3 separate regions of the Homo sapiens genome follow, and regions 1 and 2 are each linked to region 3. A link is a contact called in ENCODE Hi-C or POLR2A ChIA-PET data. All regions are on one chromosome and are shown on one strand. The core of a region is the stretch at or near the end of the contact, and the rest is flanking DNA. Distances in the headings are between cores, read along the strand shown. Region 1 overlaps RGS12 (regulator of G protein signaling 12). Region 2 overlaps FAM193A (family with sequence similarity 193 member A). Region 3 holds the start of GRK4 (G protein-coupled receptor kinase 4).

Evidence for each region. Hi-C counts contacts between places; a loop is a spot of excess contacts on that map. ChIA-PET counts read pairs that join two places held with the same protein, here RNA polymerase II (POLR2A). Pooled maps may share reads with other maps.
Region 1: a loop to region 3 is called in a pooled map, with 9 times the contacts of the local background. The contact joins the enhancer-like site here to the promoter of GRK4 in region 3. A Hi-C loop is called at or near these places in 2 of 37 single-sample maps with no recorded cell type and 4 of 50 pooled maps. POLR2A ChIA-PET finds 5 or more read pairs at or near these places in 1 of 52 experiments (activated T-cell).
Region 2: a map of B cell shows a loop between it and region 3 (4-fold over the local background). The contact joins the enhancer-like site here to the promoter of GRK4 in region 3. A Hi-C loop is called at or near these places in 1 of 168 maps with a recorded cell type or tissue (B cell), 1 of 37 single-sample maps with no recorded cell type and 3 of 50 pooled maps.

Annotation. Positions count from the first base shown.
Region 1 is chr4:3,387,589-3,390,615 of GRCh38, forward strand. All of the region lies in intron 4 of RGS12 (regulator of G protein signaling 12), which reads left to right. Among named protein-coding and RNA genes, the nearest start is that of HGFAC, 53 kb to the right of the region's middle. RefSeq lists enhancers at 372-641, 1,332-1,481. Within about 2 kb of position 1,448, at least 14 of the 41 ENCODE cell types and tissues checked have a DNase peak (open chromatin) inside an H3K27ac peak, as active enhancers do.
Region 2 is chr4:2,597,321-2,600,634 of GRCh38, forward strand. All of the region lies in intron 2 of FAM193A (family with sequence similarity 193 member A), which reads left to right. Among named protein-coding and RNA genes, the nearest start is that of FAM193A, 62 kb to the left of the region's middle. RefSeq lists enhancers at 1-334, 335-1,287. Within about 2 kb of position 1,496, at least 15 of the 41 ENCODE cell types and tissues checked have a DNase peak (open chromatin) inside an H3K27ac peak, as active enhancers do; they include B cell, where a contact is called at or near this core.
Region 3 is chr4:2,961,918-2,965,205 of GRCh38, forward strand. It overlaps GRK4 (G protein-coupled receptor kinase 4), which reads left to right and starts at 1,654. Exons shown (of 16, transcript NM_182982.3): 1 at 1,654-2,205. The coding sequence starts at 2,154. NOP14 (NOP14 nucleolar protein) reads right to left here and starts at 1,489. Exons shown (of 18, transcript NM_001291978.2): 1 at 1,208-1,489. The coding sequence starts at 1,402. RefSeq lists enhancers at 47-116, 1,147-1,680, 1,681-2,214 and silencers at 1,677-2,106, 2,277-2,326.

The DNA.
Region 1 (3,027 bases), core at 198-2,697, 430 kb after region 3:
AAGGAATTCTATTTCCTATTTTATGTACAATGAAAATCATGTCATTTAATCAGTCTTAAGGTGGAGGGAGGATAAACTTCCTTAATGAAAAGAAACAGGACCCGGAACCAAATCCAGGATAAAGTGACCGGTGTTTTGAATGATCTGTTCATGCTTTCTCTTTCTGCCGTGTTCTCACTTCTCCTTTCTGGCAGAAGACATTCATTTCTTGCAGGCAATTTATACATGAAAGATTTGCCTAATATGTTTAGTTTCACCATATATAATAAGTTTTATTTGCCTCCAAAAGATTGCTTCTGTCAGCAATAGATGCAGGAACCCAGAGTTGTGTTATGTGTCCATTTTACAGTTGTTTAAAAACCTGCACCTCCCAAGGGTGGGAAGTCTCTAGCTCCTCGCCGTGCTGGCTCTGTGTGTCCCTCTGAGGAAGTGTGTCCTGGCTCCTCGCCACGCTGGCTCTGTGTGTCCCTCTGAGGAAGTGTATCCTGGCCACGCAGAGATCCCCTGGTGCTAGGGCTTTCCACCCCCTGCTCCTCCTTCTTTTCCCAGTGTCAGACCCTGGGGCCACTGGGACAGGCCCGTCCCTCCATGGAGAGCCCCAGTCACAGAGGAGGAGACGGGAGGGAGGAGGAGACGGGAGGGAGGAGGAGACGGGAGGGAGGAGGAGACGGGAGGGAGGAGACAGTCATCAGCACACCCTGAATTTCAGGAACCGCAGTGGGCGGGCTGGATGTTTATTTAGTTCCTTTTTGTGTTTTTGTTATTTTTCCATCTTCAGTTTCTTTGCTTATAAGAGTAAAAAGAGCCAGTTATCTTGTTTAATGTGCACATGAGCTCTAGATCGGTGTCACATTCTGCCGTTGTTAGATGTAGGGCACCGAGGCAGAGTGGGGAGATCCAGCAGCTCACAGTAGTCTGCAGGTGAGATGGCCAGACTCAGGCCTGCAGGGGAAAGCCCTGGCTGAGAGGCCCCTCCACCCTGGCTCCCACCCACCCCCCAGCCCTGGGCCTCCACACGCCCAGCCCCATGGTCCTGGAGAGTCCCCCGCTCCAGCCCTGGACCCTCCAGCGCCTGCAGCCCCTGCTGCCCCTTCTGGTGCCTCAGGCAGAAAGAGGCCCCCTCCCCCACACCCTGCCCTCCACGGCAGTGACAGGAGCCTGGGCGGGGTCGGGGTGGGGGGGTGGTCCCAGGGAAACTCTGGCTGTGTTTCCACACAGAGATCTTTTTATAGGCTGTGGTCAGTGGGAGACTCAGTGCACTGAGGTGGGCCTGGGAACTCCAGCACCCCAGTGTTTTTATGGGAAAAATGCTCCCCGAGTTCCAAGGAGGGACTGAGGAGTTGGCTTGGGGAGCAATCTGCTCAGCTGGGCTGTCTCTGCCTGGTCATCCTGTCTAGTTTTGGTGATTAATAGATCACTCACTTAGAAATATTTTGTGTTCAACGAGCCGTGCCAGTGAGAGAGTTCGTGTTCATGCCACGGTTTCATTCTGTGACGCGTATCGTGCTTTTATAGCTTAGGCTCTCGCTGGAGAGTTTTAGTTTTGTGGCTCGGTTTTAAGGAAGTTGGACTATGCTATTTTGGCAATCTTTGTCAAGTTGGAGTGTGTTTTTTCACTTTTTCAGAAGAAAGGGGCTGATAATGGCCACCCGTTTGTAGCCAAAGAGTGCCCTCGGGAAAAAGGGTTACAGCTGGTCTCTGGGGGGCACGGCAGGGCTGTGGGTGGGGGCAGGGAGCAGATTCCAGCTGGAGAGAAGGAAGCACATTCTAGCATTATAGAGAGGCTTAGCAGGGGAATGGTCTGCCTTGTGGGAAGTTATTCAGACAGAAGTGTGAGGTCGAGCTGGAGGGAGATGGGGCGTTGTGAAGAAATGAGAAAAGGAAGATGCCCGGTTGCTCCTGGAAAAAGGAACCTCTCACCTCTCCTGGTCTGGCTCTGCACAGAGCTGGAGCCGCGGCCGCACAGAAGCCCGTTCTTGTGGCTTCCTCCGTTGGTCAAGCTCTGTGCCAAGAGGCCTGCCAGAATCCCCTCACCCACTGCAGCCTCCACAGGTGGATGTTCCCGCTGTGACCACCTCACCTTCTGAAGTCGGGGTGTGGAGACTATCGGGGAGCTCCCAGAGCGCCCACCTCCTCCTGCGTACGGCGTCTGTGCCAGCAGGAAAGCCGGGGAACTGTGCGGCTCTGGCTTTGGGGGACGGTGGCAGGTCCACATGACACCCCACATACATGACCCCGGTGCTCCAGCTGCTTCTCAAACACTCCGTTCTCGCAGCCTCACCCTGGGGACCCCCGACACGTACTAGTCGCAGTCCTCCATCCCCATGTCCTCCTCATGCCTTGTGCCTCAGCTCTGCCCTGACCCCACTCTGTCCACTCAGCTGCCCCCCTACTCGTCCTCCATGCAGACCTCAGTCTTGGCCCTGTCTCTGCAGCCATCCTCCCGCTCCCTTCTCCTGAACGCTGGTGGTTGCCCCCACAGCAGCAGCAGTGATCTGCCCAGCCCCTGCACTGGACCCCTCCACCAGCTCAGAGCCCCTGTTCCCCCAACCATCCTGCGTCCCACCCTGGTCTCCAATGGTGCCTCAGGCACATGCGGTTTCCCTCTTCCCTTCCTGACCACCTGCCCCCATCCTGAGCGATGGCCACTGTCAATTTCCTGCCCGTGCTAGGGGCAGCTTCCATCATTTTAATTATTCATCTGTGTTGGTGCTTTTGTCCCCCCAGCTGGTGTGACCTCCACGTGGCAGGTCAGAGTTGTCCCGGCACCCGGCACAGCGGCTGGCACGAGAGCTGTCTGTTGAGTGAATGATCGGGTGTTCAGCAGACATCAGCCAGAGCGTCAGGGCGAGGCTTGGGCGGGGACAGTGGCTTTCAGTGATTTTCCTTTTAGTCGTGAAACCTTCTCAAAAAGCACACACAAGCACAGAAGCAGAAACTCCTGTGTGACTGGTGTTGCGGGGTGGACCCACTGCCGCCGCCTCCTCCTGGGCTGCTCTGCGCGCCTGCCAGGCTCTTCCAGTGCCT
Region 2 (3,314 bases), core at 246-2,745, 360 kb before region 3:
TTATGGTTTTCTTTGTGTGGTTTTTTTGTTTGTTTTTTTACCAATACCATTTTCTTTGCTTTTTGTGGTGGTTGGTTTGTTTTCTCATTAAACTTTATCAGCTCTTCTTCCGACTCCAGCCCTGCTCTTGTATTTTAGCCTGCCTCTGCCCTTGGGAACAGGCTTCTGCTGTTTGCCCTGGTCCAGAGGCCAGCGGAAGTGCCTATGGTTCCCTGCAGTGCGTCTTGCCTGCGTTGGAGGAGGATCTCATTTCCCAGCCCCCGGCTTGTCTTGGTAATGGATAGTTTGTCAGATGAGCCATTCTCTCCTCACCAGAAACAGTGACCTTGGGAACAGCAGAGGTGTAGTGTTGGCCTGTGTTTGTGGATTCGGACCAGCTGTTGCTTTGTAGGTCAGCCTCTTTGTTGGAGCTGGCCTTTAAAAAAATAACATGATTTACCTTCCATTAAGATTCACTCTTTTTTTACTTAAAAAATGTTCACTACCACAGCTAAGCTACAGAACATTTGCATCACCCCATAAAATCCCCTTGTTCCCCTTGGTAGTCACTTCCCTTCCCCCGTCCTAGCCTCTGGTAACCACTCACCTGAATTTTTTTTTTTGAGACAGAGTCTCGCTCTGTCACCCAGGCTGGAGTGCAGTGGCACAATCTTGGCTCACTGCAACCTCCGCCTCCCGGGTTCAAGCAATTCTTCTGCCTCAGCCTCCCCAGTAGCTGGGACTACAGGCACGCGCCACCATGCCCAGCTAATTTTTGTATTTTTGGTAGAGATGGGGTTTCACCATGTTGGCCATTATGGTCTCGATCGTGATCCGCCCGCCTCTGCCTTCCATAGTGCTGGGATTATAGGCATGAGCCACCGCGCCTGGCCTGACCTGATTTTTGTTCCTACAGTTTTGCTTTTTCCAGAGTGTCACATATACTTCTGTAACTTGCATAATGCTTTTGAGAGTTACCCAAAATGTTGCATGCATCCGTAGTTTCTCTTTTTTATTGAGTAATTTTACAGATAAACCAATTTATGCATTCACCAATTAATTGATGGATGTTTGTGTTGTTCCCACGTTTGGGCTATTTTGAAAAAAGCTGCTATGAACATTATTTTTCTTCTGTGGACATCCTTTTTATGTGTTGCTGGATTGATTTGCTAAAGTTATGTTAATGATTTTTGCATCTGTGCTCATGAAGGCTGTCTGTAGGCCTCTTGTCTTACAGTGGCCTTCGGGGTCTCATAAAATGAGTTAGAATGTGTTCCTGTTTCTTCTCCTTTCTGGAAGACTGTGTTAGAATTGGTATTATCATCTCTTCCTTAAACGTTATTGGTTCTTGCTTTCTGTTTCTCTTGTTCTGTTTGGTCAAATGCCAGACAGTGTGCAGAGAGCATCAGGCTGAGGTTGTTTCCTGTGTCCTGTTGTGCACCTGGGAGGCCAGGTCAGTGCATTTGGCCTCAGCTGGGCTGTCTCTAGCACTGTGCGTGCTCGTGTGGGCCTGTAGAGGGGAGTCTCTCTCTACTTCCTCCTTGGCAAGGTCTCCGATGGTGGCATCTTCTCAGTTCCCCCCTCTAGCCTGACTCTTGGGCAGCTCTGTGCTCACGGCCTTGGGGGCAGCTTTCCCAGCGAGCCCACCTCTGCCCGGTGGCAGCCAGACTCTGCCTTGTATCTGCAGGGGTCTGACCGGCCCCGTGTCTTGTGCTGGTCCTGGCCTGTGTGTGGCACACGCCTTTCTCCAGGACAAGGAGAAAGGCATGTTTCCTTCCTCTCTGCTAGTGGATTAGCTGGAGACTTGGGTGCAGGTCTCCTGGGAATGAGTGGGAACATTCGTTTTGGGGCTTTCCAGGGGTTAGACTCCCACACTTGACACTCTCAACCTTTCAGAATTTGTTTAAAGTTAAACTGTTTTTTTTTTTTCTAACCACTTTTATGGCCTCCTTCCACTTTCCTTCCTCTGTCAAAGGTGAAACAGTAAGTGTGTCCCCTTCTCCCTGGAGGGGCTGCTGCACTTTGTTGTGTAGTTCCCTCCGGCAGCCTGGTCACTTCGGCTCTCTGATGGCCCAGAGATAGGATTTTATCAATTGTCCTGCTCTGTCTCTGGTCAGGGCTCTGGTCAGGGCTCAGAGTGCACGGCTCTCCTGCAGCTTTCTGCATCCAGAGGGGAAGTGGGGCTGAATTGCTGTCTTCTAGATAAGCATTCTGTTATCAGCAGTTGTAGGAGAATATTGGTGGGAATTTATCTTAACATCTTGCCTGACAGTTGCACGTTGCAAATTTCTCTGGAGACCTCTTCTTCCAAGATTGACCCATCCTAGCATCACGTCCTAGACATAGTCGTGCCTGGAAACCTAAGAAATCTCCATTTCAAACTTTCATCTTGATCATTGTCTGTCTTTGTAGCTCACTTGCTTGTCTTCTCTTGCCATAGTTTTTTTTTTTTTTTGAGACAGAGTCTTGCTCTGTTGCCCAGGCTGGAGTGCAGTGGTGCAATCTCAGCTCACTACAACCTCACTTCCTGGGTTCAAGAGACTATCGTGCCTCAGCCTCCCGAGTAGCTGGGACTATAGGCATGCGCCATCACACCTGGCTAATTTTTTTTTTTTTTTAGAGACACAGTCTCGCTCTGTCACCAGGCTGGAATGCAGTGGTGCGATGTTGGCTCACTGCAACCTCTGCCTCCTGGGTTCAGGTGATTCTCATGCCTCAGCCTCCCGAGTACCGGGGACTATAGGCGCGCAACACCACACCTGGCTGATCTTTGTATTTAGTAGAGACAGGGTTTCGTGATGATGGCCAAGCTGGTCTCAAACTCCTGGCCTCAAATGATCTACCTACCTTGGCCTCCCAAAGTGCTGGGATTACAGGCGTGAGCCACTGCGCCTGACCTGCCATAGTTCTTTGACCTCATCCATCCCTATCAGTCCATGGATTCCATTCCTGTTAGGTTTATCACGTCTCCCCGACCTCACTCCTAGGAGCCTGAGTTCCCGGACTTGGCACTGTGGCTCTTCCGTGGCTCTCAGGCAAAGGCCCTGAACTTTTTTTGGTTATGCTGGTCCAGCCCTGTCTCTTCCCTCCATGTGGCAGAATATTCATGGAGAAAATTGCTGGCCTCAGTTTACTGCTTCCTCTTCATAACTTCATGACTGCAAACCATGCATGGGCATCTAGTGCGTTTTTCTGGCTTAAGTACCTCCCCAAACTCCTTGGCAGGAACCCTTCCTTTTCCTTGCTTCTTAGACTACGTGTACCCTCTTTACCCACCCCTTGCTCAGCTCAGCTATTGACCTTCGTGCTTCAGGGAGAAAATCAAAGTTAACACC
Region 3 (3,288 bases), core at 404-2,903:
ATACCAGAAGTTTGAGCAACCTGTCCTATTTGGGTTACATAGCTTGGGTGGTGAACCTGAGCTGGCCCTTTAGAGACTTTCGGAGGTAAGGCAGACCTTTTGGACAAACTGAGTTGCAAGAGGCGAAGCAAGGACAACAGCCAGACTGTGCGGGACTCGAACGACAAGCCAAGAAGGTTAAGAATAACAGTATTTAGAGAACACTTGCTGTGTGCTCTATGTGCTATCTTACTTAATTCTCACAAACCACCACGAGGGGTAGGATGTATACTATCATCTCTACTTTTGAAATGAGAAAACTGAGGCTTCAGTGGTGAAGACAAATGTGTCTCTTCTAGGGAACCACACTACCTTATTCTCCCACCCCGGCCCGGGGGTGTGTAATGAGGGACTCCTATCGAAGTCAGCTGTAAGTCTATCTTGCCTATTCATTATACAGGCTGTCGTCTTCGCGCAGTAAGGATAATATGTGTTTTGATTCAAAGACCATCCAGCTTGCACACTGTGATGAACAGAGATCAGGAGCTCATGAAGGCAAGGGCAAGTCTTATTTACCTTTATCTCCCCGAACCTAGAAGCGAGGTCAAACAGAAGCGCTCGGGGTAGCAAGAAGGCTTTGTAGATATTGAAATGTGAATGCATGCCCAGCCCTTACCAGGTGCGTGACCTTAGGAAATGCACTTGTCCTTTCTGTGCCTTAATTTTTTCACCAACCTGCTAATGTATGTTCCTCAGTGAAAATTTAAAAAAAAAAAAGTTAAAAAAACTAGGAAGCAATGAGTTTCCATAGAGTTACTTCCCAAGGAACAAGGTTACGCGCTTCGGGAGAGAGCCGATGAAACATCAAACGCAGCATCCTACACAGCCCCTATCCACCGTCCCCAAACCTGCAGAGCTCAAAGTAAACGCGGAAGGGTTAACAAGCAGCTTGGTCCAGGGCGCCGCCCGAAGTGACTGACTCGGCCTGACCCGGTTGGAGGAGTCGCCGAAATAACACGAGTGCAGGGTCTCCAAGACGGCGAGAGTTTCCAGGTCACTCCAGCTCAGAGAACAGCAGAGGCTTTCGGACTATCAAGTCAGTGCCGTGTGCCTGTCACGGCCTGTGCCGCTCAACGAGGAAACCGACGCACCGAGAAGGACGCAGCCGGCCGAGAGCAGCGTGGGGTCCAGATCCTGCCTTCCGGCTCCCCGTGCGCCCCCCGCTTACCTTCCTGAGGGCCCGTGCGCGAGACACCCCGGGCAGTCCCACGTCGTGGCGCGTCTTCCGGCCCAGGATCTGGAACTTCTGCCTGTTAACTTTCACCTCGAACGGATTGGAGTTGGCCTTCGCCGGGCCCCCTCGCGCTCCCGCCGGCGCCCCGGAGGCCTTCCTTCGCGCCCCGACCTTCTTCGCCTTCGCCATGGCGCGCGCCCCGCTGCGCCCAAGGGCCCGAGACCCGAAGAGAGACAGGCGCGCGCTACCCTAAGACACGTGCCGGGCCGCGGAACCGCTTCCTCGTCTCGCGAGAACAGCGCAGCACCTCCGACTCGCGAGAAGTAAACACCGCGCCCGCAGGCTCGGCTTACTCGCCGATAGGCTCAGCGACTACAACTCCCAGCAGGCCACGCGCCGCGGCCCGCCGTGTACTCTTGGCGCAGGGCCTTCTGGGAGCTGTAGTGCCCCGGCCGCGGCGGCGAGGGGCGCTCCCTCTTCAGCTAAGCCGTTAGCGCCGAGCCCGCCCGGGAGCGGGTCGCCGGCCGCGGCGGGCGCCCCTGCCAGTGAGCCCCTGTCCGAAGTGAGCCACGGCATTGACTCGGGGCTGCCCGGGGGCAGGGCACTGAGGAGGGAGTTGCGCGCGCGAGGCGAGGGCGATGGGGCCAAGAAGAACCGGGGCGATAGCGCGGCAGCGGTGACAGCTGGGACCCGCCGCGGTCGGGCTGCCCCCTCCCCTCGCCCCGACCGCTCCCCTGCTGGTGAGGGCCTGCGGAGGCGGCGGCGGCGGCGCCCTTGGTGGCAGTGGTGGCGGCGGAGCAGCCTCCCGGGATCGTGTCCGGAGCTCGAGGAGAGGGTGGTGCCCGGCGAGCTATGCACGGGGGCGGCGGCGTCTCCTCCTGTTCCGCCTCCTCAGTCTCCTCGGTCTCGCAGAATCCGCCGGCGGCGGCGGCGCCAGGACATGGAGCTCGAGAACATCGTGGCCAACTCGCTGCTGCTGAAAGCGCGTCAAGGTGGGTGCGCGGCAGGCGCCCCCGACCCCCCCCCCAGAGAACCCCGAATCCCGGGGAACCCTGGCCCCCCTGAAGGAACCCGACATCCCCGGAGAACCCCGATTTCCCTGGAGAGCCCCGACACCTCCCACTGGGGGAACCCAGATCTGCACGGAGCCGGAGCCGGGGTCTGTGCAGTGTGGTCAGGCTGCCCGGGCCAGGTCCCAGTCCCCATCTCCTGGCCCAGATGAGAGAAGTCTGCGCTTTGCTCTTCTTAGTCTTGCCCTGTGTCCTTGTCCTGTCCTCTCGGTGTGACCTCGGTGACAGTGTTGCTTCAGGATGCGGCAGGCAGTGTCCTGCTTGTGTTGGACAACCTGTCCCACCAAAAAAGAACGGCGTCTTTATGGTCTTAAGGGGGACAAAGAATAGCAGCCTGGGAACTACTCTGGGCGAGAACCTTCCGATAATGATTGTAGGGCAATGTTATTTTTAACATAGCTGCTTGGTTTTGAGGTTTGATCTGAGGCTCTATGGTGTGTCAAGTGTGCTTTAGCACGACGTGGTCACAGATGGACAAGTTGGCAAAAATTCAGCCTTTTATCATTATTAAAGTGAGGCAGAAATTTAAAAATAGTAATAAGTACTGCATTCATTCACTCCAAGAAAAGAAAAAGCCAAGGCCCAGAATGTGGCAAGGCAAGGGTTAAAAAGAAAAGAAGAACAAGTTTTCTTTTGCTTAGCAAGCTCACTTTAAGGACAGTTATAAGATAACGCTGTTCTGTTTGAGAAGTCGAATCCAAAGGAATAGGCTCCAGACACCCCCCTTCCAGAGCAGGGGTGAAGAAAAAAAAAAAAGAGGACAAATATCTGTGTTTAGCCAGTTCTTGGTTTTTTCTTTCAACGCAGCTACAAGGCCACCAGCTATGCAAGGCCACAAGTTATGCCAAGTCATCAGTTATGCTATAGATTATGTGACCTGTCATTATATGATTAACTGCCTTTGTTTTGCTTCTGTAAGTTTGCTTATAAAAATCCTGCTTAGTCTTTGTTCAAGGCTCAGCTTTTTGGATGTGAATCCACTGAGCTGGTGCGTACCTTAACATA